Linked DNA regions of Homo sapiens: regions 1 and 2 are each linked to region 3. Evidence: chromatin loops called from intact Hi-C (ENCODE). Cell type or tissue: ascending aorta. All regions are shown on one strand. Each heading gives the region's core, and the rest is flanking DNA. Links, peaks and the distances in the headings are about the cores only. Region 1 overlaps MAMDC2 (MAM domain containing 2). Region 2 overlaps KLF9-DT (KLF9 divergent transcript). Region 3 holds the start of LOC107984011 (a long non-coding RNA gene).

Region 1 (10,731 bases), core at 1,613-9,612, 550 kb after region 3:
AAAGGAATTCCCAGGCTCTTAGGGTTTCTGAATCATCAAAGTGGAACTTGGATCTAATCCAGAGCTAGCAAGGAAGCCCCCCTCTTTTCAATCTTCTTTCTTTGCTGGTCCCTTCCCCTTACTATAGAAACAAGCTCAAGTCCCCCCTTCCTAAAACAAAACAAAACGAAAAAAAAAATAAAACTTTCATCTCAAAGTTTCTTTGTAGGTATGGTTGAACCCCTTTCTTCTCACATCTAAACTTTTTTTGCTGAGAAGTCTTTACCAACTATTGACATTTCCCATTTGTTCCACCCTACTGCATGGGGCCCCACTGATCACGTCCTCCTTTTGAAAATCCTAACTCCTTTGCTTCTACAATCTTCCACTTTCCTAATTCTTCTCATACATGCCCGGTTCTTCCTGTTTCTTTCATGTCCCCATCTCCTTCCTATACCTAATCCTTAAATGTGAGCTCAAGGCATCTTTTCTTAGCCTCCTGCTGTTATTACTTTATCCATTCTCCTTGGGTGATATCATCTCTGCTCGTAATTTTAACTACTACCTTTCTGCTAAAGGTTCCCATACTCCTGCCCAGACTATACCTGATCTTTAGATTCTTACATCAATGCCCTGCTCGAAGTCTCCACTTGGATGTGTCCCAGGCAGCTCAGAACTGATCATATCTTTTTCTACCCTAAGCATGAAGTTCCTCTTGGAACTCTCCCAACTGTTGGCACCATCAACCAAACAGCTGCCCAAACTAGAAATTTCAGAGTCACTCTTCCTCTGACTCATTACTCCTATCAATCAGTACTCAAGCCCTACCAACTTAATCCCCTTTAAGTTGCTTTATTTACTGCTTGCCTTTCACACCTAACACCCCTGCCCTAATTCAGGCCCTCATAATCTCTTCCTTAGATACATGGGTAGCCTCCTAATTAGCCTCCCCATTGGCAATTCTATCTCCCTCAAATTGAGCCTCCTCACAGCTCCTGAATGAACAGGCAGGTCCAGCAGTGAAGTAACAAATGTCCAGTGATAAAGTCACACAAATGCCTCTTCCAGAAGTATCTTGCCTACACCTTGCATCTCTGTATTACTCTTGCCCAAATATTGCTCTCTATACTTCCTGTTGATTCTGAGAGCTAACTGACAACCTTCCAATACCTCCTTCACTGCTTGATCAAATGAAAAGCCTTGACTAGCACACAATTCCTTTTACCTTCTACCACAATTGTGGGTTTTTGTGTCCTCTATTGGCCTAGGGCCGCCACCAAGGGCAGGGACCATGACTGTGAACCCTATGGAGTGTGTACTCATGTACTATGTCCTCCAACTACTAACATAGAACATGATGGATAGTAGACACTTAGATGCTTGTTCACAGTATGAATAGTCTGCAGTAGGGTTTTCTGTAAAACATATTATTTATTCATGATGCAATGAAATTATGGTAATGATACCACTTGTTTTATTATCTTATTCTTAGCCTCAGAATCCCATAAAACACATGCAAATTTCTCACAAAGTAGAGAAAGCAAATATCCTGGAAGATCTGACTTGCAAACCTGATCCTCTGCTTTCTCCATTTGTCATAACCATATATAAGAACTTCTTCCCAGAGCAGACAAATATCCTTATGTGCTTTTAACCATCAAGGTGGGTGCTATGGACATCTCACACCTGAGTACCTCAGAAACACCCGCTCTCCATAGCTAGTTCAAAGTCTGGTCATCCCTTGCCAAAAAATACTTTCCAGCCCCAGCAGTGCCACTCTCAAGGTTGCATTGTGGTTGTTTGTGATGGCAGAGAGTCAAGGGACTTAGGCATCCCTGATGGGTAAATAATCCAAGAGCTTTTTGTCCATTGGCAAATTAGGGATGAAACAGGCCATGTACTGGTGAGACAAGCTGTAATACTGCTTTGCTGTTATATTTGGAAATTACAGCATAAGCCTTCAAACTCTTTGAAGTCCCATGGTAGGAAGGATTACTAAACACAACCTCTTTTACTACAGGAAAAAAATGTTAAGGATTTTTTATTTTTTTTCCATCAATCTCAACAATGGCTTTACAGATTGGTTAAATTCAAAGTGTTTGTTGATGCCACATATTATCAGGCATTGTAAGGAGGATGTGATTCCTGTTCTCAGAGACATAACAGTCTGATGAGGTGACAGGGTGGGGACTCTTATCAGGAGATGCCAATAAGAAGACTTACACAGTGGAAAGTGCAGAGAGCCATGGGAAGGGAGGGTTTTCATCTGGAAAAGTTATGGAATGTTTTAAGAAAAAGCTGGACCTTAAAGCATAGGTGGAACCTAAATAGATGAGCATGGGACAGGAGAATAGAAAAGCAGCATTATACAGGTAAAGAGAACTTTGCAAATAAAACAAGAAGCAAGTAAGTAAAGGGCATGTTGAATGAACAGCACATTAGAGATTAATGGGAAGGAAGAGGAGAAATGTAATTTGGAGCAAACTGTGAAGGGCCTTGAATGCCAAACAAGGCATTTTGCACATTAGCCTGTGGGTAATTGCTAATCATCAAAAGATACTTAAGACGAGGGCATTTCTTCTTTCTTACATCTGGAGAAGCTGGGGAGTTGAAAGCCATTCCAATACACATTCCTCAACCATGGACACATATCACAATCACCTAGGGAGTCTGTTAGTGTGTGTTGTTTTTTAATGATGCCAAGTCTGGTCCCATTTCTGGACAAATAAATCAGAACCTCTTGGAGTAAGACCTGGATATAGCTTTAAAAAAATTTTTTTTTACCTGTTTTAATTTCCAGCCAGGGCTGAGAACCATTCTGTAGGTGAAACTATATCTATCTATCTGTCTGTCTATCTATCTATCTATCTATCTATCTATCTATCTATCTCTATCTATCTAGATAGGTAAATAGATATAAATAGATGGATATGTAATCAAACACTCCAAGAACCTAGACCTGAATGCATAACTACATTTATATGATTTAGTTGGTTAAGAAAAGCATAAGAAAAATTGAAGGAGAGTGCTGGGATAGTTGTTAGACACAAAAATCAGGGTTGACCAACAAGGATACCCAAGACAAGTTTAACTACCTGCTAGCTCTACTTATTGGGATACCCATCACCTCTACTAACATAAATGGATTTCACTCAACTTCTTCAAAACCTAATAGTTTGAAAAGATATAGAAGTAAGACTGATGCTGGGGTGATCTACCAAAGAGGTTCTGTTATTTTAAGAACCAAAATATTTAAATGAATATTACACCCCAAGATACAAGTTACCAAAACATGGTAACTATAGGCTAAAAGATTTGAAGATGGCAACAAAAGCATAAAGTCCTCTGACAAAAATTATTTTTTTCCTCCCCACATATTAGCTGACTTCTGCAATTATGGTATGGGAAACATCCTAAAAATCCCTAGGTGTCTTATTAGGGATCAGGCCAGGATTTGGGTAGCCACTTCCCATTCAGCAACTCTAATTTGAGTAGGGAGGAAACCAGATGGGGTGTTGGCCTTCATAAGGAGGAGGCTGCCCAGACACAGCTTACATCCACAGAAGCCAGTAGAGGCTTAGCAGGCAGATATTACCACCCCAGTTGGGTTAAATCTCAAGTGGAGGGGTCAGGCAAGAGAACTCAAGCACCCAGACTGATTGACAGGAAGGCCAAGGGTTAGGATCTTGTCCAAGAACTTAGGAGATGAGAGATCATAGAAGGCACCAGCACCATCACTAATGGAGCCAATTGATGCTGAGGCACTAGCAGGCTGGGGTGGGAGAATAATGAAGCAGAAAGCAAAGCATTCTTGACAACAACCAATAATTTATAGAGAAAAATGTATCATCTGCTGGGATAGACTACACACTAAGTATGAAACTCAGTGTTATTACTTTATATCCACACCTTGTTCAGCCACACAAAAGTGAGATAAGGCTTACCAGTGCTTAAACTAGAGCCAAATAAGAAAAGTAAGGTTCTTTCTCTGGTTGGAATGAAGAGTAGATGGCATAACTATAAGCAAAAGAAAACCACACTCTCCTTAGGTCCCCAAAAGCTGTTTTGGAAAGCTGTCTGAGTTAGAAAAACTAATGTTTATTTATAAAGTTTATGATGTTGATAAAAGACACATCAAGTAATAGTAAGAATAACATCAGGTTACATGTATAAAGTGCTCACTCTGTGTTAAACGTATTAATGTATATAGTCTTCACAACAATCTCATGTGATAGGTACTTTTACTATCTCAATTTTATAGCCAAGGAAACTGAGACATAGAGAGGATAAATGACTTTCCCAAGCCCACACAGCTTGAAAGAGCAGAGCCTGGATTCTAATCCAAGTCACCCAGCTCCAGAGCTTATACTAACCACGAGGCTTAAGCCGTTCTTCATGATAAGGAACTACCTTTGAAGGGGCAGAATGAACCAGGAGCACGTAGGAAAACACTTAAGGATATGTTTGTGATCTAATACAGTCATTCAACAGGTTCTTTCATTCAACAAATATATATCGAGCACCTGCTATGTGCCAGGCTCTTTTCTACACGCTGAAGATCACAGACGGGTGGGATCCCTATACATCTGAAAGAGTGAATACATGTTACATGGTATGGCATAAAATGTAGTGTTTTGTGGCTTTGTTTGGCCCCAAACACTGCATCTTTGGAATCTGAGTTCTTCCACATGTCTGAAATATAATTAGCTCTCTGATGAAGAGTTTCCAACACAACAAAGTTTCAGAGTTTAGAACCCAGAGTGGAGACAGGGATGTTTCCTCCAATGCTGGAGGAAAAAGAACTGGTGGAGAGCCAAGGAGCTGAGGCAATGTCCAAGGGCTGCCTGACTTGGTCTGTGTAGGAGGAGGCAGCACTGGATGACCTCCAAGGCCCAGCTCTAGGATCTGGGTTCCCAGGAAGCAAGGCAGAAGCAAGGCTGCCCTCAGGCACAGCACAGCACAGCCATGCTCAACCTGAGAGCAGTCACAGCCAGGGCAGCAGCGGGAAATGGCATGTGATACTGCAAGTGTAACTAGGTCACATTTCTGGGGTCGACCATCTCTCCCAGAGGGTGTCAAGGAACATCCCTGACTTGTGCCGATTTCCAGCCCCCATACAATGTGGGGATTGTACTTCTGCTTAGAGAGCTCTAAGAACAACCTGCAGACATAATGCAGGACCAAGTAGCCCCATGCAGATGAGCATAACTCGTCCCTGGCCTTATGAACTTTGTGATGCCAGGGTGGGATGCTGAATCAGCCCTCCAAAATCAGGAAAGGAGCTGTAGTCTGCAGGAAGAAGACTGGTTCTCCTCTCCCAGGAACCTGGGATCCTTGCCAGATTTGTGGCTCTAGCTGAGCCTCAAGAAATAGCAGGCAGGATTCATCACTGTTAATAATAACTGGCACATGACTGAGTGCAGAACTGAAACGCAGATGGCCAAGGAGCTGAGAGTGTCCTTAAAAGAGAAGGGACAAGTTTGGGTGAAGGAAAGGGTATCAGAGAGACAAACACACATGTATTTACACGTGATTTCGGGACATTCTACCATGCCCCCACCCCACCCCTTCATGATGCCCAACCCTGTAGCCCACCTGCCTGCCTCAGATGCTATCACTCACTCCTGGGTACAAAAGCCATCCAACCTTTTTCTGTATTAGGCGATTTCTCAAACCCTGACTCCTACCATGGAAAAACAATGTAGGTCTTCTCTGCAACAAGTGCTTTCAATTTCTCTTTTTACTTCCTGTTCACCTGAGACATTTCTGCAGCTGCCTTCCTCTTCCAGGTAGCTGAGTGTTCCAAACTCCTAATTAAGGGGCAACACCTAGACTTGGCTTTACCCTGCCTCAGCTCCTCAAGTGGCTTCCTCACAGAGTTCAGTTAAAGGTGCTAAGCCACAATGTCCAAAAATGAGAATGAAGCCAATATCCACTCAATGATTCTTTTGAATTGTGCCTGTTTGGATGCAAGGCCAACCGCATGGTCTCCAAGAATCCTCAGGGCAAAGGACCTCTGCCCCCACAGCTGGCATCAGGAAAATGGAATAAGCAGCCCCGATTTCAGCTGAGGACTGCTGCTCAAAGGGGTTTCCAGATCCTCTGAGCTGTGAATAAAGATGATTTTTTTTATAGGATAAATGAATGGAGAAAGATTTTCACAGGATAAAACAGAACCCTGGCTGGGCGCGGTGGCTCATGCCTGTAATCCCAGTACTTTGGGAGGTCGAAGCGGGTGGATCACTCAAGGTCAGGAGTTCAAGACCAGCCTGGCCAACATGGTGAAATCCCATCTCTACTAAAAATACAAAAATTAGCCTGGGGTGGTAGCACATGCCTCCTGAGTAGATGGTACTACAGGTGCATGCCCCAGTTACTCCAGAGGCTGAGGCAGGAGAATCACTTGAACCCGAGAGGCGAAGTTTGCAGTGACCCGAGGTCACGCCATTGGACTCCAGCCTGGGCAACAGAGTGAGACTCCTTCTGAAAGAGACAAAACAAAAAACAAAAACAGATCCCTTCTTTGCCGGATTCAATTCAAACTTAAGATTTAGAAGTGAGTTCAAATTTGAGTCTGACATAGTATCACTTCCCTTGACAAGTTAGGGAAAATTAAAATATTCTACAAAAAGAATAGAGGGAGATCAAGAAAGCAGGACAACCATGGGCAAAATGAGAAAGTAGACAAAACTGGGTTTCAGTGCCCGATGCCCTGTATGGTGCACCTGGCATTCCCTGGGGGAAACTGCCATTGGGATAAATAACCCAAGCCAACACAATGCCTGGTCAAAACTTACCTATTCTGTGTCCAGTGGAGATAAAGCATATTTTAAAGTGGCCATGAAATAGAGACACTCGAACTGTAATCAGGGACATCTAGGGACTTAATACTGTAAATCAAAGGCATGAACCTCAGAAACTATTTCAGGCAGCAAAGGGGATATTTAGAGACAAGGAGACTTTTCCAACTACCTCCAGATTTGATTCTCCTGTGATGAAACCCCAGTTCGCAGATTTGTGTCCCAACTTACCTTCCTTCTCTGGCCTTTTGCATTGTTCTCTCCACAATAAATTAACCTACGGACCATGGACATATAAGAAGTGCATCTGGCACATATGTTTATTGCAGCACTATTTACAATAGCAAAGACATGGAACCAACCCAAATGCCCATCAGTGATAGACTGGATAAAGAAAATGTAGCACATATACAGCATGGAATACTATGCAGCAATACCAAAGAGTGAGTTTATGTCCTTTGCAGGGACATGGATGAAGCTGGAAGCCATCATTCTCAGCAAACTAACACAGGAACAGAAAACCAAACACCTCATGTTCTCACTCATAAGTGGGAGTTGAACAATGAGAACACACGGACACAAGGAGGGGAACTTCACACACCGGGGCCTGTTGGGGGTGGGGCGCAAGGGGAGGGAGAGTATTAGGACAAATACCTAAAGCATGCGGGGCTTAAAACCTAGATGACGGGATGATAGGTGCAGCAAACCACCATTCACATTTATACCTGTGTAACAAACCTGCACATTCTGCACATGTATCCCAGAACTTAAAGAAAAAAAAAAAAAGAAGTGCATGTGGGCAAAAGTCTCTGAAACCCACTACTTTCCATGGTGGATCCAGTACATGAAGGTGAATGGAACCATGGAACCAGTTTCAAAGGGTTTCTGCAGGAAGAAGTGCATTTGCAGAGAAGCTTGTGAACAGCTTGCCAAATTTCAGCCTGGAAGAATTTTATTATCTTTAATTTACCAACCTAGAAATGGGCTTATAAGGGAAATTCTTAGCGATGTCTTCTTAGGCAACCACAGCAACTGCCACACACCTACCTCACTGCCCTGGAGCCTGCAGTACACTGTTACGTCCAAGTTCTGGCCTTTGACAAACTGAAGCTGGAACAACTGGAGCCTAACCTGCCTGCTCCACCCTGGAGTGCTCAGAGGAGAATGAATTAACTTCCGCCAGCCAACCCAGTAGTCCCAGTCCTGAGCCAGAAAGCAGTGGTTGTTAGAAAGAATGCAGAAAGCAAAGCCACAGTGCCTTCGTTATACTATTAAACTGTAATCACCTTTTTCTATAAGCATCTTCCTGTTTTCCCTGAAGGGGGATGGTTTAACTGCTGTCCTGGGGCAGAGGTGCCAACTCAGCAGAGAGACTTCCTGTGGGTCTGGGAGGCAGTTGTGTTCAGCAGGCTGTGGCATGCCCACTGACCAGAGGCAGGCTGTGAGGGGGCCCCCATCCTGACAGAGGGCCGGAGGCAGGAACTCAGAGACTAACTAAGGCTCCTGGCTTAAGGAATGATGTTGATTTCCTTTTCTCAGGGCCAGCACTAGGATGAGGCAAGCCAAGTGCTTAGGGAACAAGACTTAAGTAGCTGTTCACTCTCGGGTCCTGCAAGTAGCTCCTTCACCCTAGTGCCAGACCTACTCAGAGCCAACAACAGCACAGGTTGTGTGTGTGTGTACACAGACTGTGGAAGTCGGCAGTTCTCAAAGTGTAGTCCCGAGACCAGCATCATCAGCATCACCTGGGAACTTGTTAGAAATTCTCAGGCCCCCTGAATCAGACACTCAGGAAGTGGGGCCCAGCAATCTGTGTCTTACAAGCCCACCAGGTGATTCTGATGCAGCTGAGGTTTGAGAAGCCCCGTGCTGGAGGAGTGTGCTCTCCAAAGCCAGTCTCGTGGCATTTCTAAGGCCATCTCCCGCAATGCTTCCATACAGCCAGTATAGGGAAAGGGTGAGTGGCAAGATTACAGAGACTTTCCTAAAGCCATCAGCAAGATAGGAATCCCTCGAATAATAAATCAAGAATTGCTTTTTCCCAGCCACCCCTAAGTAGACTGTAGTAGTCAAGACTTGGCAATTGTTGGATAAAGATGGAGATTACTACTGAACCAGTTCCTTCCTGTTTCTTCCTAACTAGACACTCAGAGTTAGCCACTCAGTGACACTGTGATATGGACTAGCCATTTGAATATTCTATGGCTGAGATTCCTTCCTCTGTAAAACGGGTCCAACATCACCTACCTGTGAGGGTCAGAGAAGCTAATGTATGCAGAACCCTGAGTAGAAGCCTGGGGCAGAGTGAGCTGTGGTGACAGTTCATACATCTAACCAGGGGTTCCGGGCTCCATCCTCCCCCAGGGAGCGAGGTGGGAGGATCTGCGGCCTGAGGACAATTGAGTGGGGAAGGAGGTGAGCTGGTTTCATCTAGGGTACCATGTTTTTTAAAGAAGGCTATTTTCCAATCCAAATAGTCTGTGGGCATCAGGCTTCACTGGTGGTGACAAAAGAGAGAGAAAGGAAAGAAGGGACACCCAGTGCCGCCTGCCATTGGGTACTGAGAACCACACTTTAAAACAAAAAACAAAAAAAACTATATAAAGGCAAGATGACACTTCAGAAGACCCCACATTTAAACTTTGTCCTTGGGACCCAAACAGTATAGAGTAGTAAGACAATGACCACCAGTGAGACAGGGACCCCAGGCATTTGGCAGTGTACATGGTTTCTTTTGTCCAGGGCAGGATTACAAACAGGAGTGTGAGGATGAAATCATGCAGCAAAAAACACTGTCAGGGTCAAGGCAGACGTGATGTCTTAGCACTGACGTCCCATCACAGAATTGTGGAACCATTTCTGCAAAGCTGAAGGAGAACTAGTCCCATGCAACTTTTCCCAACTCACAGACATGTCTCCTGAGGACCAGAAAGGTTGCTGGCCTGCAGAGGCACACAGCTGGTGTGCCTGCAGAGGCCCACAGCGGAGAACAATCATTAGCTGTGCTCCGTTTCTCCCTTCCATTAAGGAGTGCTGGGGTGAGACGCAAATTTTAAGCTTCTACCCATAGGCCAGGTAAACAAAGGGCGGCCTCCCGCCCGCCCCGTTCCTGCCTCGGCCATCCCTTGCAGCACAGCTGAGGGCTTGAAGGAGGATCCATGACTCACACTTTTCTTGCCGCGGAGAATTAACTCCAAGATAACATTACCCATGTGGGAAAAAAAAGCAAGCCATCAAGGAAGAAAGTTCACTTCGCGCCCCTCTCCACCGAGCCTCCTTACCTTCCTCATTTAAAATCCACGGCAGAGAGGCCAACACGGAGTCAAAGCCGCAAGTGCTCTCTTCAAAGGCACAGGACCCAGCGGGCAGGTCGAGGGCACCGGCGAGCTGCAGGGCTGCGGGCACAAAGCGAGTTTCAGTTCGAGCTCCACCCAGGAGCCTTTGCACCAACTCGGGGAGCCCCAGGGGGACTACCTGGTGAAAGTGGGGGAAAGACGAGCGGGAGGGGGCGGGAGAGGGATGCAGTACCTGTCCCCCAGCATCCCCGGGCGCCTCCACTGAGCGACCCCACGCCCACCCCCACCCCCACCCCAGGCTTGGCCAGGGGAGGGAGTTAGCGGCTGCGGAGGATCAGGAGGCGCCCTCGGATGGCCCAGCCCAGCACGGTGAGCCGGACCCCCGGGGGCAGCAGGAGCGGGGGCGAGTCGTCAGAGCGCCCCCGGGGTTGTCCCGGGGTCCAGGCCTTACCTTGCAACGCCAGGAGGACGCCCCTTAACAGCATGGTCGCGTTTCAGGGAGGATGACTAGGAAGGGGTGCAAGTTGCCAGCCCGCTGGGACTGGCTGCTCCTAGTGAAAGGGATCGTGGGAGGCGGGGGCGCCGGGGACCCAAGGAGGGAGAAGTCGAGAGGCAAAGCTTGCGCTCTGAGCTGCCCAACTTTGCAGAGCGGCTCC
Region 2 (10,731 bases), core at 1,496-9,495, 100 kb after region 3:
CTCAATGCAATAAAATCAAAAGTCATTAACAAAAAAAAAATATAGCTCAAAAAGACAAAAAACAAAAACAAAAAAATCCCCCCAGGGCCAGGCACAGTGGCTCACACCTGTAATCCCAACACATTGGGAGGCTGAAGTGGGTGGATCACTTGAGGCCAGGAGTTCAAGACAAGCCTGGCCAAGATGCCAAAACTCTGTCTCTACTAAAAATACAAAAATTAGCCAGGTGTAGTGGCGCACACCTGTAGTCTCAGCTACTCAGGACGCTGAAGCATGAGACTCGCTTGAACCTGGAGGCAGAGGTTGCAGTGAGCCAAGATCACAACACTGCACTCCAGCCTGGGCGACAGAGTGAGACTCTGTCCAGAAAAAAAAAAAAAAAAAAATTCCCCCAAACCCACCATATGTTAGGGAAGCTACATAATATATTACAAAATAACTCTTGGATCAAAAAGGAAAACAGAGAAAGTTAAATTCTTAGGACTAAATGATAATGAAAAAAACTACACATTAAGATGTATGGAGCACAGCTGAATAAGTACTAACTTTGAGGGAAATTTATAGTTTTAAATTGGGCCAGTAGGTGATAAGAAAAAACAAGATTGGCATTTAATTCAAGAAACTGGAAAAAGAGCACAGAGCAAATCGTCGCCCCATAAAATAAATTTTACTTCAATGCCTTTTTTCTTTTTTCTTTTTTCTTTTTTCTTTTTTTTTTTGAGACAGAGTCTCACTCTGTCGCCCAGGCTGGAGTGCAGTGGCGCAATCTCAGCTCACTGCAACCTCTGCCTCCCAGGTTCGAGCAATTCTCATGCCTCAGCCTCCCGAGTAGCTGGGATTACAGACATGTGCCACCACACCCGGCTCATTTTGTGTATTTTTAGTAGAGATGGCGTTTCACTATGTTGGCCAGGCTGGTCTCGAACTCCTGACCTCAGGTGATCCGCCCACCTCAGCCTCCCAAAGTGCTGGGCTTATAGGCATGAGTCACTGTGCCCGGCACCACCCTTTTTTTTTTTTTTTTAATAGGGTTGCTCTTTCACCCAGGCTGGGGTATACTAGCGGGGTTTCGCCATGTTGCCCAGGCTGGTCTCAAACTCCTGGGCTCGAGGGATCCACCTGCCTTGGCCTCCCAAAGTACTGGGATTACAGGCATGAGCCACTGTGCCTGGCCAAGAAATTTTACTTTGAATGCATGATGTATTTTATCTTTAAAATGTAAATGAAAATTTCCTGGCTTTATCACCTAAAAAACTTAACACACAACAACCAACCCAGTGTATGAGTTCCTCTGGCACCCTAATTGTGCTTTCTAAATATCATTTTCCACTATTAAGAAAAAAAATCTACTTAAAGAGATGATTGCTTCCAGGTCTAAAAACCAAAAATGTACAAAATGAACCTAGAACATCTTGTCATACCTGAAAGCAAGGAAGCTATCAGAATCCTAGGATCATACCAAAGGACTTGGGAACCAACATATTGGTCTAAGATGGGCAAATGTGGCCATCAATTAAAGATAAAAACTTCAGTACATTAAAAACACAGGTATGTTTCTATCAATACGTTCATAGTGATTTTTTAAAAAGCACCGTCATTGGTTACTTTTGGAAATTCCTAAGGATCCAACTCATTATCTTGAAAGTAATAAACAGAAGAGAATCAAGCACTTATTTTGACTTTCCAAAGGGACTCTATGTCAAGGCAACCAAATAGTTTACATGGGAAAGTTTCTCTTTACAGATGTGTTCCAGCAAATAAAGCATGACAAAATTAGAATGCTATCATTTTGCAACCCTACTGAGTCAATGTCTCTAGGCAATAAATTTCAATGGCTGCTCACAACCCTAAGGGAAGAGACCTGGACAGACAACAAACAGCAACTCTGAAGTCTTGGGTCGGGGGTGGGGAACTCTAGGTAACAATTTGCACAAATTTGAATGTACCACAAGGGATAGAGAATAGAGAACACATTAAATGGTACCAGGGTGAAATGTGGAACAGTCAGGAGTATCACAGGTAACCAAGTTGCTCTTGGATCGATGCAACTGCCGTCAAATAACTAAAATCTTTAATGAGTCCTAACCACCATTGAAGAATGCACTCATTTTCAGTGAAGCTGAGGCATCTAACTGCTCAGATCGTTCCACCTTCTCTTGCCTTCTACAATCATATCCCTAAAATAAACCCCATTAACCGAAGTTCCTGATCATATCTATTTCTTCATTAAAAGTGTCCTACACATTAATAAGAAAGTACATACGTCGTGAGGCCGAGGCGGGCAGATGGCTTGAGCTCGGGAATGTGAGACTAGCCTGGGCAACATCGTGAGACCTCATCTCTACAAAAAAATAATAACAAAAAAGTAGCCAGGTGCAGTCACACATTCCTGTAGCCCCAGCTACTTGGGAGGCTAAGATGGGAGGATTGCTTCAGCCCAGGGGGGTCGAGATTGCAGTGAGCCAAGATCACACCACTGCACTCCAGCATGGGCGACAGAGTGACACCCTGTCTCAAAAAAAAAAAAAAGAAAAGAAAAAGGAAAGAAAAGAAAAGAAAAAGAAAAAGAAAGCACAAAATTTCCTCCCCAGCCTTTGTACACAAGCACTTTCCACCAGAGTTCCATTGACATGCCACTGAATTTGGATAATCATGTGAACCTGGATTTGATAGGAAACAAATGAGAAAATTAAGTCTAAAGGAGTTTTGACTGCTTGAAGAAGAAAAATGCTGTGAAATGTCTATTTCTATCATTTCCATATGTTGGACAACATTTAGACCACTCAAAAATATAAATTATAACTCACAGAGCTTTATTATTTATATTAAAATGGAAGCTTAGAGAACATCTCCAGAAACTGTTACCATTCAGAGGGCTGTGACTTTTCAGCAGGGAGATTTCCAATGTATTGTTAACATAGCATTAAAGGTATGAAACAATTTCTTAAAGGTCTAAAAATGGCAGAACAGCTCCCCTGTTTCTCATAGTGTCTCAATCTTTTCCATATTTAGTGAGCAAGAGTCAAAAATATCAAAACTCCTGGGAAATTCTCAGTAAAAGAATGTATTTTTGCTCAGCATAATTTAGTTCCGTTTGTGGTTTTATCGTGCAAGACTCAGGATCTCTTATACTTGAAAGAGGGAGAAAGAGGAAACATGTCTGTCAGCCAATGGTCCAAATATTCCTTTATCATTTGGCCATTTTCTTGCACATTCATACGAAATCAAAAAACGGGATGAAAAAGAATGGGAGCATGGCCTAAAATAACAAACAATCCTTAGTTAAAAAATGCTAAGCTATGATTTGATCATCTTATACATCAATGGTGACAGAGGAAAATCTTGTATTTTCTATGGCAAGACATCAAAGGAAGCAAATTTATGATAAATAATACCATGCAAAAAGCAGGGCATTGATTTTAATTGCTCTTAATGTATACTGCAAGCCAGAGAAAAGGCAAGACTTTGGAGAAAGTAATGATTTAAAAATAAAAAACAAAAAACGTAAAACCCTGAGATCATAGTGTCTGTGAGGATAGAGAGCTGGGTTCTGCTTAAGCCATTCTCTAAAGCTAAAAGGAGACATTTTTCCCTTTTCCGAAAGAGCTATCTATATCTACTACCCTGTAATCTTGACCCATGTTAAAATCTTGGACCTCTAGCTAGATTTGCCATTACTATGATTGCAGAACTCAAAATATCAGCTAAGAAATTAATTTAGTGCTGGATAACTGAAGTAACTAGAAGATTTTTTTTTTTTTTGAGATGGAGTCTCATTATGTTGCCCAGGCTGGAGTCCAGTGGCGCCATCTGGGCTCAATGCAACCTCTGCCTCCCGGGTTCAAGCGAGTCTCCTGCCTCAGCCTCCTGAGTAACTGGGACAACAGGTATGCACCACCACGCCCTGCTAACTTTTTGTATTTTTAGTAGAGACGGGGTTTCACCATGTTGGACAGGATGGTCTCGATCTCTTGACTTCGTGATCCACCCACCTTGGCCTCCCAAAGTGCTGGGATTACAGGCGTGAGCCACCGCACCTGGCAGGAGAATTTTTAAAGGTATAATATTTGCTGTAAATGTTTTGCGAATTCTGTTTTTAGTATCTATTAGTAATGACTCGTTTAAGATAGTGTCATCCAAACTGGAATGAATTTTTCTCTTTTTTAGAGATGGGTTCTCGTTATGTTGCCCATGCTGGAGTGCAGTGACTATTTACAGGTACAGTGATAGCACACTACAACCTTGAACTCCTGGGCTCAGGTGATCCTACTTCAGCCTCCTGAGGAGCTGGGACTACAGGTGTGCACTACCACACCCGGCTGGAATGAACAAATGAGAACAATGAAGATTATCCCCAAATGACCTATCCACTACTTTTTAAATTGCCACACAGATGCTACAGACAAGATTCATTGTGTTCAATGATCTCAGGTTTCTACTAGTATACAGTCATATAATTTGAGAATTGTTGAGTTTAATGGAATCCTTTTAAAAAATCTAGTTCTAGTATGGGTTTTGTTATGTAATTGAGGATGTATGTCTGGAGCACTGTGTTTTGGACTCTGGCTACGGTTGGGCTCAATGGGAAAAGATAATGTAGATCAATTAGAGATGCTACTGGCACTTCTTGGACCCGGGAGTTGGGGGGGACAGGACGCTTCAGTACATGTACCACAGATTTACCACCCCACTCAGGTCCAACATCCCATCTGGAAGTGAAAGATTCAGATCTATTTCTAAACTCTTCCACTAGCTAGTCTGGGCCAATAACATTAGAAAGCAAAAATAAGTCACCCAAAATATTTGAGCCTGCATTTACTTACCAGCAGTCAAATGAAAACAGTAATCAGTAATACCTGCTCCAGCACTCAGACAGGGCAGTTGACAAGAACAAATAAAACAATGTTTAGGTGAGGGCTTTGAAAACCCAGAACACTCCTTGAATATCAGTTTAATTAATTTTTTAAAATAATAAATTATCCTCTATAGATGTCTATTTATCATTCACCTAGCTTCAGCTTATACATATGTGAATGTTCCAGTATCATTAGGAAATAAAACCAGATAGAACCATTTTTAAGCACTGTGCCAGTGGTGTTTTGTTTCTAAGGGGTGAATATTTTGGAAAGTTTTCATTTATCAGTTATAGGTATTTATACATCCCTTTTATCTGCCAAGAGTTTGAGACAACATACAAATCCTGTAAAAGTACATACAATAAACAACAAAACCAAGGGAAAGGGCCACAAAACTGTCAGACAAGATGAAAAATTTAGATCTGAGCTTCCTGGCAACCAAGGAAAAATATTAAGCAACACAGTTACATAATTCTCATTTTTAGAAAAGACAAAAAAAGATTTAGTTAAAAAATTAGAATTATGGCCAGGCGTGGTAGCTCACACCTATAATCCTAGCACTTTGGGAGGCTGAGGCAGGCAGATTGCCTTAGCTCAGGAGTTCAAGACCAGTCTCGGCAACATGGCAAAACCCCATCTCTATTAAAAATACAAAAAATTAGCCCAACATGGTGGCACATGCTGGTAATCTCAGCTACTCAGGAGGCTGAGGCATAAGAATCGCTTGAACCCAGGAGGGGGAGGTTGCAGTGAGCCAAGATCGCACCTCTACACTCCAGCCTGGGCAACAGAGTGAAACTCTGTTTAAAAAAAAAAAAAAAAATTAGAATTAATTTTATCTTCCACCATGCTGAAGATAGTCTATATTTTTTCATCAAGCCTTCTATTAGCCCATGTAATACAGACCCAGCTAACAATGTCTCTCCAGAGACCTTTAAATATAAAAGAGTCCGTGTCACCAAGAAAGAGGATATACTTTGATTCTGGCCCAGCATCAATTTCAAATTCTGAGAGCACACCCAAGGGGCAGCACAGAACCCTATGAAGAACATAGAACTGAGAATCTAAAACCAGTTCATGTCCCAGTCTCCCCATCTGTTGGCTGCGTTGCCATGGGCAAATATTTTAATTCTCTGAGTCCCAGTTTTCTCATCTATAAGAAGAAATAATTATATCTACCTTGGAGGATTGTAATAAGGAAAAAACAAGTCTATTTGGCAGACACTTCATCTGTAAAGCACTAATGACATTTTCATTACTATTAACTCTAATGTTTTATAGTCCATGAATGTATCTAATGTAGCAATGCCCAGAGCATATTCAATGCATGCTAATCCCATATGTTCCCTCTCAGAGATTTAAAGTGTACACTGGCTGTTTTACTTCATCCAGGCTAATATAACAAAATACCACAGACTACCGGGCTTCTAAACAACAGAAATTATTTCTCACAGTTCTGGAGAATGGGAAGTCCGAGATCAAGTTACCAGCAGATTAGGTGTCTGGTGAGGGCCAGCTTTCTGGTTCATAAACCGCTGTCTTTTGGCTGTGCCCCCACATGGTAAAAGGAGCAAATGAGCTCTCTGGGGCCTCTATGATAAGAGCACTAATCCCAATTCTGAGGGTTATGCCCCCATGACCTAATCACCTATGAAAGCCCCATCTTTTAATACCATGACCTTGGGGGTTAGGACTTCAACATAGGAATTTGGAGAAGACACATTCAGTCCATGGCATTTGGCATGTTGCAGACCTGAGCGGTCCTAAAAATAAAATGCTCTGTTTAGCTTGTTTTAACGCAGTATTTCCAGAGTACAGGCCCCACTTTCTATTTGCATGATTCTATTGTGTAATCCATCCTTTGGGAACATTATATTAACACAAGGGCTCTCAATTAGGGGTGATTTTGCCCCCCAGGAGACACATGGCAGTATCTGAATATATATTCAGTTATCACAGCTGTGGTCAGGGCAGGGGCTGAGATGCTACCATAATCTAATGTGTAGAAGCCAGGAATGTTGCTAAACATCTTACAATGCACAGGACAGCCTTCCACAATAAAGAAGTATCGATCCCATACAGCCAATAATCTCAAGCTCAGGAAGCCCCAATCTAATCCATTTTTAAAAAATATTTATATTTCTAACCTGTATACTGCTAAAGGGTTAACAGTCCTAGAGGTATATTATCTTCTGTGAACTGGAATATCTTTTCTTCCCTCCAACCTCATTTGCAGTAGGCCTAGTTTATGTATTTATAGTGCTCCAGGGCTTCAAGAGCAATCCATGGGGCCCAGCCCTCACCCTTGACAACTCTGATTAAATCCCTTACAGCTTTGTTCATTCTCAGCCACGGTCATAATCTCACAGCTGTGCTGTGTATCAGCACTGCCCCCCAATTTTCCTGCTTCTCTCAGTTCTAGCCATCTTTGAACCTTCTCCAGAGACAGCAGGTCCTTCTTGAAGGGCAGTGACCAGATCTACACCCAGAATTCCAGATACAGGGGACCCTTGCAGTGAGCTGGATGCTTCCTAAGAAAAGGTGTATACCAACAATATACTTGCCAGGCCACGACAAAGACCTAGAAAGTGTCACTTCAGGCCAGGTGCAGTGGCTCACACCTGTAATCCCAGAACTTTAGGAGGCCGAGGTATGTGAATTGCTTGAGCCCAGGAGTTTGAGACCAGCCTTGGCAACATGGCAAAACCTTGTCTTTACAAAATCAAACATTAGCTGGGCATGGTGGCATGGCTGAGGTGGGAGGATAGCTTGAGTCCAGGAGTTCGAGGCTATAGTGAGCTGTGATCATACCACCGCACTGCAGCCTGAGAGACAAAGTGAGACCCTGTCTCAAGAGAACAAAAGTGTCACCTCATAATCATAGTTTGCATGATGTCTTTCTATGTGTCATGTGTACAAATATCAGCTGAAGTGTGCCCTTTTCAGCTCCCATTCTGCTCAATGGAAGAAATTTAATCTCAGTAAATTCAGGATGCCTGTAGATTTCCATTTCCTCAGGGCTCCCAAGATGTCAGGGGCAGGGTCTACCAGGTCCTTCATGTCACCTCCATACTGGTCCTCTGCTATGTTATTCCAGTTCCTCTTCATGGCCACAGTCTCCTGTGTCCCATCCACGCCACTATCATGTCCCTTGTGCCTCAGTTTCCCCAGCCTACCTGGGGCTCCATTGTTCCTCACGCAGACTTGGCCCAGGGACGTTCAGGGCACAGGAACCAATATTTTTTCTCCCCCTCCAACTCCACTCTAGGGTACTTTTCAGTGTTTGCCTGTTTTTGTTCTTCATTCTACTCATCACATATTCTCTATGCCCTGAATCCCCTTAGGAGGCATGCTTTTGAAACTCCAAAACTTAAGCTTTTGAACCTCAAAAGCTTTTCTTTTTTTTCTCAAATTCCCATCTCCACCAGCAGTTTCAAAGTCTGTTTAGACTCTTAGCTTTCTCTCTGCATTTTTGCTAAGTCATTCATTCATCTAGAGAATAAAAGCAGAATGTCTTTAGTCTGGATTCAGGGACAGGTTAGGGGCAGAAGCAGAGAAACTTTGGTTAAATCTCAAAATATGATTATCTCAAAATTTGTGAGCTCTCCTGCCACTTCTGGGTCGACTTCAAGGGTCTGTCCATGTCTTCTTATATCCAATCTTAAATCCATCAAACAACAAGGTCTGATGCTTCACACCCTGAAAGAGTAGAGTACAGGGATAACAAATAGATTTTATCTCACTGGACAAATTCGATTGATTGGAATGACTGCCTGGAGTAGTGTTGAAAAGGCTGAGGCCTCAGCTGGGCTCAGTGGGCAAAAACGGATTCAGCACATCTGCCATGGATATGGGAGGAGGGATGTGATAGCATGCAGGCCAAGAATCACTGGTTTACTGTTATTTGCAAACTTACTGTTATCATCTAGAGCCTCCCTTTACCACAACATATAAGTAAACATTGTTAAAAGGCTTGATGGAAAGCCTGCAAAAAGAGGGAACCCCGAGTATAAAGGATGCCAAAAAAACAGGATTGTCTCAGCACCAGCAACCCAAGTGGTACCCTCTGGAACTGGGAATGGGATATGCGTAGATTCTCAGGGCCCCAGCATGTGGTCCTTCACTTCTCCCCAGCTCCCCAGCCTGCCCTCAGGGAAGAATGGAAGAGTATATGGGGTTTGTACCTTCTGGAGTAAGCAGAGAAACTTGATTGCACAAACTAGTTATTTCATGAGCAATGGGAGCCAGTGATGATTTTTAAGTGAAGGAACAAGATAAGAGGGGATCTTTAACAGAACTAACCCAGCAGCTGCACATAGAATGAAGTAGACGGGAGAGTATAAAGGCAAGAACACTTCTTGGAAATTTGCTACAGTAGGCCAGGTGAGGAGTGCTCATGAATGGGAATGAGTGCAGAGACGGGGCCAGCAGGCCACCCTCACCTTAATGCAAGTCAAACCACAGGCCTTAGAGAAGCCCAAGGGTCAGGACTTTCTGCAGCATCTGCCTTTGCTTTTAAGGGAGCTACAGATTTGTAAAAGTCAAAATGCCTCAAAACAGAATGCTGCTAGCCTGGCCTGATTTAGAGAGGCCTAGTTGGGGACCCTAAAAGGAGACATGCCCACTTCCAGGTGGCTGCATGCCCAAAGGGAACTTCTGCTACAAAATGTGACTCTAGGCCACCCTGACAAAGGTCAGGCACTTGGGATGTGGCAGCCGCTCTTTAGCTCTTTCCTTTTGGTTATTTCTCTAAGACTCAGAATAATTCCTTCAAGGTGTAAATCAGCCCTTCCCACTGAAACAAACTAAATCAAAAACACAGAAAGAAAAGCATGCACAGCACAGAGATGAGATTACCAAGGAAGATCACCTCGGCCTAGAGCTGCTTTTTGATCAATCAACGCAGGCAACTTGGGGCATTGGGCAGCATGGGGGCTGTATATCCTGCCTGGAGTAGAAAGCAAGCATAGAAATAGTAGAAGCCACTCTACAGGGTTTTCTCCTTTGAGAAAAGCGAGATTTAGGATCCCCAAATCCATCCCCCTCCAGTTTCCTCCTCCCCACATTGACCTGCCTTTTTCTCTTTATTTCTGTCTCATCTTCCCTCCCCAGTTTGCCTTTCTTGCTCCCTCTCTGCTCTGCCTTTTTCTTACCCCTCCATCCAAACTTGGCAATAACAGAATGTACCTCTGGGTCAACCTCAAAGAACCTCTAGCAGACAATTTATGATCATCTCTTCCCAATCCCCATCCTAGTATGAGCTGGGCAGCTGTCCCTGGAAGATGGCTGAGTTATCCACAGTCACTTCTTCACATATTCCTAATACCTCATCACCAATCAGGAAAATATTTGGATTCTGTATGCCAAGCCTGCTTCTGCCTGGCTCTGCTAGCTTCCGTTACTGATGACACATGGGGTGAGGGGTGGGCCGGTGAACCTTCATGCTGGCTGCAATCAGTGGGACATTCAGCTACTCACCCCACCCCAGCACAAAATGAGACATAAACATTGGATGCCACCAACAGGTGCAGACCAGGCTGCGGAGTTCCAAGGGCAGAGGAGGCTGGGAACCCAGGGAGGCTGGGAGGAGAGGTAGGAAGACAGAAGGAGCACCCCAGGTCAGTGTGGATGAGTAAAGAACCCCAACCGAAATTGTTCAAGGCCTTGTTGGGGCCAGTGAGTGTGCTGGCCAGCCTGAAAGGAAAGCTAGAGAGAGAAAACTAGAAAACTCAATTGGAGCCAGTGTAAAGAGGGCCTTGAATGCTAAGACCAGAGTTTGGAATTTATCTCATTCATAATAGAGAGACATGGAAAGTTGTTAAACCGAGGAGGAACACTATCAGAATGTGTAAGAAAGTATCAAAAGACCTTTCTT
Region 3 (10,731 bases), core at 943-8,942:
AGCTTAGAACAGGGCTTGGCAAACTACAGCTTTTGAGCCAAATTCAACCCATGGCCTGTGATTGTGGCCTGCGAACTGAGAATGGTTTTTACATTTTTAATAAAATTTGAAAAGGAATACTTGAAACACATATTCAAATTTTAGTGTCCATAAATAATTGGAACACAGGCAGACTCTTGATTTCTGTTAAAAGAAAAACTTGAGCCGAATAAATTTAAAGGAGTTTAATTGAGCAAATGAACGATTCGTGAATTGGGCAGTCTTCCAAGCCAGAGTAGGCTCAGAGACTCTGGCAGGGCCACGTGGTGGAAGATTTATGGACAGAAAAAGGGAAGTGGCATACAGAAAACGGAAGTGAGGTACAGAAACAGCTGGATTGGTTACAGCTCAGCGTTTGCCTTATTTGAACACAGTTTGAGCAGTTGGCTACATTTGATTGACCGAAACTCGGTGATTGGTCTTGTTACACCTTCATTTGTTATAGTTCACAATGTACAGAGAAAACTTCAGGCCGAACTTAAGGAGGCAGCTTTAGGCTAAATCTCATTTACCATTAGCAATAGGCTGACTGACTGCTTTTGTGCTACCACATCAAGTTGATGAGTAGTGAGAGACAGAGAGAGACTATCGGTTCTACAAAGCCTTAAAAGTTAACCAGTTGGCCATTTGCAGAAAAAGTTTACAGACTCCCGAGAGCAGAAATCAGTAGAAATAATAGTATCAATATCTCTAAAACGTCCATGATGACAAGGGAGTTTTGTTAGAAATGCAAATTTCTAGCCCCATCATAGACCCATGGAATCCAGTCTTCAGGAAGGAGCCTAAGAGGCTGTGTTAGTTTAACCAGCTTCCCAGGCGAATCTTATGATTGGAGACACTTGAGACACGCTGCTTTGCTTATGTCATTGGCAGCTTGTTGGGAGGCTGCCTCTTTGGCGGGGGGTGGTGGGGCCTGTGTGTCCAGCACACTTCTGCGTGGCTGACTGGATTGGCCTCAGCAAACCCATCAGACTGGATCCCCCAGATCTGTTCAATTGTGTTTACATGATTCTCCAAAATTCATCTTCACATATTGACAAAGCCCAGGCCTCGAGGAAGTGACTGGAAATAAGGTATGCCAGTCTTTTGAATCACCAGACATGCTTAACAGTACAATTCAATTTCAGATTGAAGGTCCCATGTGCTTTGGGCTGTGTTTTTCTCTGTAAGAGTATTTCTCACCAGATTTTCAAAAATGGTCTCTCCTACTCTCCCAAGTTTCTGAAAGGTAGGACACACTTCATTTCCATATAACCTCACTTCTGCATCGTAGCAAGTTTCTCTAGGAGCAGATTGGGTCCTCTTCTGGTCCAAGAAGAAAGGAGGCAGGGGTCCAACTGGCTCCTAGACCCTGCTTGTTTTGAGAGCCTATTTCAGGTATCCATCTGGAGAGGATTCAAATTCAAGGTGTGAAGTGGCTGCAGGTCAGAGGACACAGTGTGTGCTCTGAGTTTCTCTAGTAGTGACCAACTCTATCCTCTACAAGACCATGTGCCCCTCTGCTCTCCAGAGGTAGTAGAAAAAGGCCCAGGAAGAAGTGAGGAAGAGCAAAGCCCCACCAGGGATCCATAGCAAACTGTGTCAGGCTTTAGTGCTTGTGTTTGATAGTTAGTTTAAGAAGCATGAATCTTAGTTAATGGAAAATGCATAGAAAGAATATATGTTAATAAAATACAAATTCTTAGAGTTCTCCTACTGACTTACTTAAATAAGACTCACAGGTTCAAAAGCTTGGAAATTCTACATACAGGTTGCTAAACCTTACAGAGTATACATATATATATATATATACACACACACACACACACACACAATTAAAGCATGTCATGTCAAGATAATCTACAGCAAGGCTGCATGAATGTTGGTGAGTTCTATGATAGGCTGCTTCCAGGACAGCAGCCAGTCCTCTGTTATGCCATCTAAACATAAGACCCTATTTTCAGAAGTCTGTATTTTGAGAGTTGTCCCAAAATATTATATTATAGCTTGACTATGGGAAAAGTTCATTATAGAATAACTGTGATGTAAAAAACAGGCAGGGGCTAAAAATGATGAAAGTGGAGGAAACATAACCAATAATGAGGGCAATTTAAAAAAAAAGAAGAGAGGTGTGAACAGTTAATTGGGGATCAAAGGGAAGTAAGGACTAAGGGAAGAGGAGACAAAAAGAATAACAGAATAATATCAGCCAGCATTTATTGGGCCTCTACAGTGTGTTGGGAGATACAGACAGACAGATAGATAGATATATAGATCCCCAGTCATTATAAAGGCCCTATAAGGAAAGTGGAAGTGATCCCATGTTACAGAATGGAGGCCCAGGCAGGTTAACATTACAAAAGGTGATACAGCTAGGAAGTATGTGAGCTGAGATTTAAATCCAAGCTTCACTGATATCTATGCCTACCTTCCTTCCACTGAACACATTAGACTTGTATTCAGAGGACAGATGTAGGTTCAAGGAGTTACTTAAGCATTAAAATAGGTTTAAGGAGTTACTTAAGTATTAAAATGCAGAGGTTCTGGAAGAATGTGCATGTCACTAGGCCTACATATGACAAGAGAAGATAATGCTTTGGAATGTTTTGCAATCATTTGGGCAAAATGATAAAACCAGGGCAGTTAACAATATTCATTTCACCTACAAGTGATGGAATTTGACCCAACTAAGAGAAGGAAGCAACAAGGAGAGGGAAAGAGTTCAAGTCAGAAGGAGGCTGAGAGTATATTTTAGAGTTTTAACCACTAAAGTCCTTTTTTTGTTTTTTGCAGTCTGTACTCACAGGACTACAGAATTAATGCCAGTGTATAATAATGGTAAACGGAAACCATATGAACCAAGTTCCATTTTGAACTGATTTTTAAACAGCGTCCTACACAATTTTAAGTAAACTCCTTCATGAGAAGTTTTCATGATTTGCCAATGCTCCTGAAGATGGGGAGGGGTAGGAACTTAGGCATAGGTTGAAATGATAGGCCCCTGGGGGTGGGGGTGGGGGTGTGCCAGCACAAACCATGCATGTAGAGAGTGAGCCCAGATATCCAGCTCTCATAAGTGATCTTATTTAACTCCGACATACTTCACCCTTTAAGAGATGAGGGACTTTTGTGCAACAGTTGTGTCTGCAAATGTGTCAGTGTGATGGGGTCTCAGAGATACCTTGGAGTCATATTAAGACTCTATTTAGGCGAGGCGCAGTGGCTCACACCTGTAATCCCAGCACTTTAGGAGGCCGAGGCGGGCAGATCACTTGAGGTCAGGAATTCAAGACCAGCCTGGCCAACATGATGAAACCTCAGTCTCTACTAAAAATACAAAAATTAGCCAGACGTGGTAATGGGTGCCTGTAATCCCAGCTACTCCGGAGGCTGAGGCACGAGAATCGCTTGAACCCAGGAAGAGGTTTGCAGAAAGCCGAGATCGCACCACTGCACTCCAGCCTGGGCAATAGAGTGAGACTCAGTCTCCAAAAAAAAAGAAGAATCCATTCAGCTGAGCATGGTGGCTCATGCCTATAATCCCAGCATTTTGGGAGGCCAAGATAGATAGGAGGATCTCTTGAGCCCAGGAGTTTGAGATCAGCCTGGCCAACAAAGTGAGATGCTGTCTCCACTAAAAATACAAAAACTTAGCTGGGTGTGGTGGCACGTGCCTGTTATCCCAGCTACCCAGGAGGCTGAAGTAGGAGAATTACCTGAGCCCAGGAAGTCAATGCTACAATGAGCCGAGATCACAATGCCACTGCACTCCAGCCTGGGTGACGAGAGTGAGACCCTGTCCCAAAACATAAGAGAATTAGTAGAGAAAGCAGCATATCCCCCAGCAAGGCTGCAGCTTCCTCCACCTTCTAAGCTGCCTTCCCAGCTACAAAGTCATGCAGTACCTCCAGACCCCTCAAGGCCTCAATCCTTTCACCCACACTGTGTCTATTCTTTGCTACACCACTCTGAAGAGTGCAGCAGATTTTAGTTAATAAACTCCCTCTTGGTTCCTGCTCACAGCCCCTGAGGCCCCTAAGGCCAGTGAGTACCTCACTTGACTTGAGGCATTGTGTAAGGAAGGCCCAGCTAGTCTGCCATTTCCCTTAAGGTGAGTGAGTCTTCTCTCAAGGCTCCTCAGCCCCTTATGCAAGAGCCACCAGTTTCCCTGCACTTCACTCACCTTGACACAACTGAATCTTCCAGGAGCAGTCACCAAACCCTAGGGAGTTCTTCCCAGACATCCAGCAATTCAGCCAGTCACATCAGGATTCAACCCCACGAGCCAGAGCCTCTTGGGGATTAAACCCCACACCCGTCCACAAAAGGCCACACGGACCCTTTCCTTTCTGTAAACTGTGTTGTCTTTTCTTGTGTTGTTTCAATGAAGCAGACACCAGGAAGGAATATCTTATCTTAACTTGATTAGGACAGGAAAGTGGTGAAATGAAAACAGGTAAGACCCTCCCAGGGCACTGACAAGCGAAGCACTTTAAGCCTGGGCTATTTTTATGTTGGTTTGACCAATTTACAGGTGTTACATGTGTCTTCCTCTTCCTTTGCTTCTCACAGACACTTATTCTGCCTGGCATTCGTGAGGCAAAAATCCACTGTGCTGCCCTAGTTTAAGAACCTAAGGTCCACGCCTGAGCAAGAGCCGCCACTGACAGCCAAGGCTCCCTTTTTAGCCAAGAAAACACACAAAAATGGGTAACTGCAAGGCGAAATGATGCATCATGACACATAGATTTAAACGAAGCACCAGAGCCCCAGAGATACATGTACAGGTCAAAAGGAAGATTGCATATTATAATCCTTCAAGTATTACTGTCTTTTCTAATTCTTTTGTTAGTTTAGCACCTTCAAGTTCCTTTTGTCATAAAGTCTGTGTCCTGCTTGCTGACCCTGCTCTGTGCTGCTGTGCAGTGGCCTTGGCTGATGCTGGGGCTCCTGGGCCTGAACAGCCAGAGCACTGTATTGTGTCTCCTTACAGCTGGCGTATATCGGATACCTGATGCTCTTCAACTATATCGTGTTAGTGAAGATGGAACGCTGGCCGTCCACCCAGGAATGGATCGTAATCTCCTATATTTTCACCCTGGGAATAGAAAAGATGAGAGAGGTAACGGCTTTTATAAAAGAAAACGTAAGAGAAAGACAGTGGTTAAGTTCTATCTGTGGATGGAGGGGACAGGAAGATGCCTGGGATGCAAATTAAGCCGGAAACTGTTTTCTCTAACTCTACCACAGCTGCTTCTTTGCTCCTCTGACAAACCTGGGGAGGCTTCACAGTGTGGTGCTTATAGGGGTGTAACTCCCTGAGTGCTTAGGATTTGGTCTATTCTCTGCTAACGTAGCCTTTGTCCCAAGAAGGCCTCTAGTTGTTTTTGATGCCTCATCCCTATAAACATGACTTTCTAGATTTTGCCACTTTTAACTCCCATTTCTCCCCCTTATTCTGGGTGTCTTCGGACACAGTCTGCCAATACCTGTGACTCTCTGGATGTATTTCGGCTGCTTTAGGAGGAACTCTGCTTTCACTCACTGATTGGATTTATTCTCTGGTTTATTTCTTAACATTCTGCTCGTACCTGCTGGGCACCAACCACTCTGCCAGCAGGAGGGACCACCAAGGTGAACTGAACACAGATCCTTCAGGTTGTGAGTGCAGGGTCCCTCTTTTCTCCCCCCACTTCTATGGCCTAAAAGGAGCCTTCAAAATGCCACCCCTAAATGGTTTATTTGAAATCAGAGCTAACCTCAGGGGCCCATCAGATTCAGAGCTGCTAAAAAGAATGTGATTAAGCGAAAATCCACAAGAGGGCTCTGCAGCCCCACTCAATGTTCACCACAAGCTCCTATTTCATCAGGGAAAGCCATTAGGAAGGCAGGCTTAGGAGGTAGTGCTGATTTCTCTGCATTTTTCCTGAAATGACAGTAAGCAGGACAGGCCCTTTCTGGAAGAAATGCTCCCGTTCAAGTCCACTGGGTCTTTAAGAGCTCAAGAACAACCCTAATTGCTGTACTGCAGTGGGTGGGAAAACATACTGGGCACCATAGGAAAAAAGGACTCCTACAAATCCACAACTTCATTCTTGCCTTCATTACAAAGACAGGTTAAAAGGCAAGGGTTTCAGCTCTATAATGTTCTCTTCCAGAGAAAAGATGCAGTATCTGTTAGATGCAGTTGTATTGGGATCATAAAAAATGTCTTATCTCTTAAGCCCTTCTCTTGAGTTTTTAAACTATTTGGGTGATATTTTAACTCTGACTACCATCTCCCCATCCTGAGAACTTGGGAATGGCTCTGCTAGTCTCATTTTACAAGAGCCTGGATTTAAAAAAAAAAAAAAAAAAGGAATGCCTTGCCTTGTTCCAGCTGGTTGTCTGCACTTCGGTCTTCCCATTCATGGTGCCTTTTCTTCTTGACCAATGTTGTGGATTTCCCATTTGTAAACTGAAAAACAGTAATAAATTTGCTTTGGTCTTTGTGCAGCTCTCTGAGAACTGAGGCCCGCTCCTGCTGGGGCCCTGTGGCTGTGCTGTGCCAGCTGGCACTCGAGCGATTTAACGCCTAGACGCATATTCCTTCCCCATGATAAGCAGAAAAGGGAAGGACTCGAGCAGGGAGATTGGAGTCTCTCCAGGGACCAGACTGGGAGAAGACAGGGAGCAGTCTGTACTCCACGGACTGTTCTGGCAGAGGCTGCCAAACGGGCAGGCTGCCAGGAGCCTCGAGGCCTGGATATCCATTTCTCCTGAAGAGGCATAGAATAGCAGGGAGGGCAGGGCTTTGGAGGCTGGAGTCAGGAAGGGGTCAACTGAAGATTCCCGCTTCCCGTGGGGAGTGAGGCGGTGACCACCTCCGAGTCTGACCTTTTCCTCTGCGGCTCAGTGAGGCGGCGCCCCAACCCCTGTGTCCTGCCCTGAACTCACTGAAGAGTTGCTTGACGACCAAAGGGTGAGGACCCCACAGGCCATGCCCTTCCTGCCTCTTCACAGTCAGCACGCAGGACCTCCAGGGCTCAGACGCAAGATCCTGGAAATGTGGAAAAGTTTGCATGCTTTGGTGCCTTCCCAGGGATACACAAAAGGAAGGCTTTGTGGTTTCCCATGATACCCCCATTCCCAGCCCCACATACTTCTGCCCGGAGTCACCAAAGCAAGCCCCGGTAATCCCTTAATAGCATGGCACTGTTTACAGCATGCGTGGGTAGACGTTATCTCATCTGGATCCTACCCCCGCCGACAACTCTGTGAGGTCGATGGCGTGACTATGATGACGTCCCACTGCACAGGTCTGGGAACTGAGACTCAGGGTTTTAGCAATTTCCCCGTATCCCACAGCTAGAAAGGACAACTGAGTATGCAACCTGACAGATCCGTCCCTAGACTCACTGCTCTTTCTACTCCCCCACGATGCTCCTCAGGCTCCCAGGGTTCTAAGACAGGTGCCTGAGGGCTGGTTCGAGAGGTGGAGGAGGCAGGGGGGATTCTTGACTTTCCACTTCTGCCTCACCCCGGACTGTTCTGCTCTCATCTCTTTTTTAATGTTGGGACTTTACCAAAAAATGCTTCACTATTTAAAAATGATACTACAAACCTCTGTGTTTAGCAGTTTTAGGAAAGTGTGAGCAAAGGGTTGGAAAAGCTCAAGGCATTGCCCATCAACCCCCTCTCCCAGCTACATACACGGATTTTTGCTCTGTTAAGATGCAGCCAGGGAGTGAGAAGCCATCAGGACAACACCAGCTGCAGAGATTGCTGATGACTAGGGCAGTGGTTCTCAAACTGTGGCCACCAGCAGGAGCTGGGAACTTGTTACACATGTAAATCCTCCACCCCACCCCCAGCCTCCTGAAGCAGAAACTCCAGACTGAGGGCCCAGCATCTATATTTTACCCAGCCTTCCAGCTGATTCTGATGTGCACTGAAGTTTAGAAACCCTGGGCTAGGGCTTAGGGCAGGACACTGCCTGTGAAAAATAGGGCTCTTGGGTAGCTCCTGGTACCCTGCTCAGCTTCCAAGTCCCAGCCCTGACTTACGAAAACCTGTCTTCCTTAGTATTTCAGAATTAGGTAAATCATTATAGTGGACATGAGGATTCACACAAATAGCTGGATATAGACCTGCCTCCAGTCTTTTCTCTCCTCTCCTTTGAGAGGTTCTGAGGTGGGGAAAGGGGTTGGTCATGGTTTGAAGAGATGGAATCCTCAGAGGTAAACACCAGCAATTGAGGAAGGTGGCCCTGGTGCACAGCTTCACTAAGTGGCATTCCCTGGCTTCTCACATCCTGGGGTGGTCTGTGATGCAGGATGGGTGCAACTTCTGCTGTCCAGCTGTGCATTTCATAGACCCATGTGTGGTAGCCCCTCTAAGTTTAAGGTAAGGCAAGAGTCCCACAAAGGAGTTAGGATATGCAAGGAACTGGAAAATTGCTGTTAGTGCCTACACAACAGTCAGTCTGTTGACAAATATGTATTGAGTTTCTATTATGTAACAGGCCTGGGGTACAAAGGGTCTGCCCTCAGAGTTTCAGTCTAGGAAAGAGAGAAGAATGGATGGACAGATGAATAAATAGATGATTGATCAATTGATTGATAGGCAGACACACATACTCATACACACATACATATAAAAGCTACAGTAGATAACTTCATATAGTGATAAAAACTTCAAAAAAATAAATAGGGTAATGTATTGGAGAGTGACTTGGGGACATGAAGTCAGCTGCAGCTAAAGTAATCAAAAAAGGCCTTCCTAAAAAGGGGACATTTGATCAGAGACCTTGAAGATGAAGAGGAGCCAAATACAGATCTGGGAGAAGAAAGTGCTGAACAGAAGGAATAAGTACAAGCATCCTGAATATCGAATAAACTTGTTATGCTTAAGAGATGACCAGTATGGCTGCAGGGTAGAGAATAAAGGAGAATATGATGGGACGTGAAATGAGGCGACCATAAGGAGTTTGGATTTTTCACTATTTGTAATGGAAGTCATCAGAAAGCTTAAGCATACAATTATGATCATTTGCTTTAGTTTCTGTTGTTGTTGTTGTTCATTTGTCTCCTAAGTCTTTTTTTTAATTGAGGTATAATTTATCTATAATTGAACAACTCCTAAGGGTGCAGCTTGAAGAGTTTTTACCTATGCATATAACCTGGTAATTGCCAGCCAGATCTTTAAAGATCCAGGCTTTTAAAGATCATTATTTGTGCTGCTCAGAGAATGGGTTGAGGGTAAGTGGGCAATGACGATGATGGGGATACCAGTTAGAAGGCTGCTGCAATCTGTAAGATGTGATGGAGCTTAGAATAGGGAGGCAGCAGTGGAGGTGGTGAGAAGTAGTTGGCTAGGTTGCATTTAGAAATAGAGGTGATAGGACTTGGTGCAGAGGATGTGGGATGTGAAAGAGAAAAATGGAGGAGTCTTCCCAAGTGAACAGCCTGAGGAACTCAATATGGTGGCACTGTTTACTGAGATGAAGGAAGACTTCAGAGATTTGCAGCATACTAGGATTGAATCATTTTATAGCAAAACTCTTATGTGTGTCTTAGAATTTTACCACCACCCAAAGAATCAAAATTATTGCTTATATGTGCCTTTGGAATATTGCAGCTGAATAATCACCTAAGCTTAGCTCAGTCGGACTTTTACAGCATGCAAGTATTTAAGTAGATATAGGTAGACAAAGCAAGCTACTAACATCAGCCAACAGACCAAGCACTTCCCAACTGGGCTGAAAATACAGACAGAAACCAGACCTAACTCTGCTCTCCTTCCTGCCTTATAGATTCTGATGTCAGAGCCAGGGAAGTTGCTACAGAAAGTGAAGGTATGGCTGCAGGAGTACTGGAATGTCACGGACCTCATCGCCATCCTTCTGTTTTCTGTCGGAATGATCCTTCGTCTCCAAGACCAGCCCTTCAGGAGTGACGGGAGGGTCATCTACTGCGTGAACATCATTTACTGGTATATCCGTCTCCTAGACATCTTCGGCGTGAACAAGTATTTGGGCCCGTATGTAATGATGATTGGAAAAATGGTAAGCAGGGTCTTCTGATTCCATGTTATAAGTTTTCAGAGGAGGAATGGTGATAATAGATAGAGGGAAATAATTCATTTGGGCCTGCTATCAAAGTCTAAATGAGATGGCCCTAGAGGTGTTTTATTTTATGAATTCCTTTTGAATGTTTGGGGGTTTGACTACATCTATATACAAAACTGGAGAATTTATCCATCAGTCACTCATTCATTTACTGAAAAATACATAAGATCATCTATTTTATGCTGGACACTGGACTAGGAGTTGGGTATACAAAGATGTTCTTTCCATGAGATTAAAATTGATGGGAGAGAGAGGGAGGGAGGAATTACCACACCATGTGAAAAATGCTGTAATAGAGATGTGTATAAAGTACAACAGAACCACAGAAAAGATAATATAGGTCAGAAAAAGCACACAGAGGTTACATTTTAGCTGGGTGTTGGAGAAGGAATGGGTCTCCACTACAAATTTTTAACAGATTTTTTGAAGATCCTGTATTTTTAAATAAAGTTCTAGAAAAATGCCTTTCCCTACACAAAGGGAAGAAAAACATAATTTATTTGTGCTGATTTGAGTTGGGTTGAGTTGGGTTTGAACTGAACATTAAGTTCTATCATGCATCATGTGTTTGTTACACTACTGGAAAATGATGTCTGTTAAGAACT

The links. Peaks named below come from ENCODE experiments on the same cell type or tissue, not always from the same donor. Only the 100,000 strongest peaks of a DNase experiment are listed, where the experiment ranks them.
Region 1: a loop joins it to region 3, with 3 times the contacts of the local background. A loop is called at or near these places in 3 of 110 quality-filtered maps.
Region 2: a loop joins it to region 3, with 2.8 times the contacts of the local background. A loop is called at or near these places in 16 of 110 quality-filtered maps.

What each region holds. Positions count from the first base shown.
Region 1 is chr9:70,044,027-70,054,757 of GRCh38, reverse strand. MAMDC2 (MAM domain containing 2) reads right to left here. Exons shown (of 14, transcript NM_153267.5): 1 at 10,527-10,731; 2 at 10,061-10,174. The coding sequence starts at 10,560. LOC124902179 (a long non-coding RNA gene) reads left to right here and starts at 10,717. Exons shown (of 2, transcript XR_007061571.1): 1 at 10,717-10,731. RefSeq lists a silencer at 10,631-10,731. In ascending aorta, for the core only: no CTCF peak of the experiment used is centred there; DNase peaks (open chromatin) are centred at 4,837, 5,317, 8,217 and 8,540; H3K4me3 peaks cover 46 bases; H3K27ac peaks cover 5,199 bases.
Region 2 is chr9:70,497,417-70,508,147 of GRCh38, reverse strand. All of the region lies in intron 3 of KLF9-DT (KLF9 divergent transcript), which reads right to left. Among named protein-coding and RNA genes, the nearest start is that of KLF9, 88 kb to the right of the region's middle. In ascending aorta, for the core only: no CTCF peak of the experiment used is centred there; no DNase peak of the experiment used is centred there; H3K27ac peaks cover 4,753 bases.
Region 3 is chr9:70,597,751-70,608,481 of GRCh38, reverse strand. TRPM3 (transient receptor potential cation channel subfamily M member 3) reads left to right here. Exons shown (of 26, transcript NM_001366145.2): 20 at 5,012-5,140; 21 at 9,812-10,063. LOC107984011 (a long non-coding RNA gene) reads right to left here and starts at 6,527. Exons shown (of 3, transcript XR_007061572.1): 1 at 4,202-6,527; 2 at 3,735-3,814; 3 at 210-1,424. RefSeq lists enhancers at 6,325-6,825, 6,515-7,714. In ascending aorta, for the core only: a CTCF peak has its summit at 5,838 (motif pointing right); DNase peaks (open chromatin) are centred at 5,841, 6,731, 7,131 and 7,851; H3K4me3 peaks cover 1,818 bases; H3K27ac peaks cover 3,808 bases.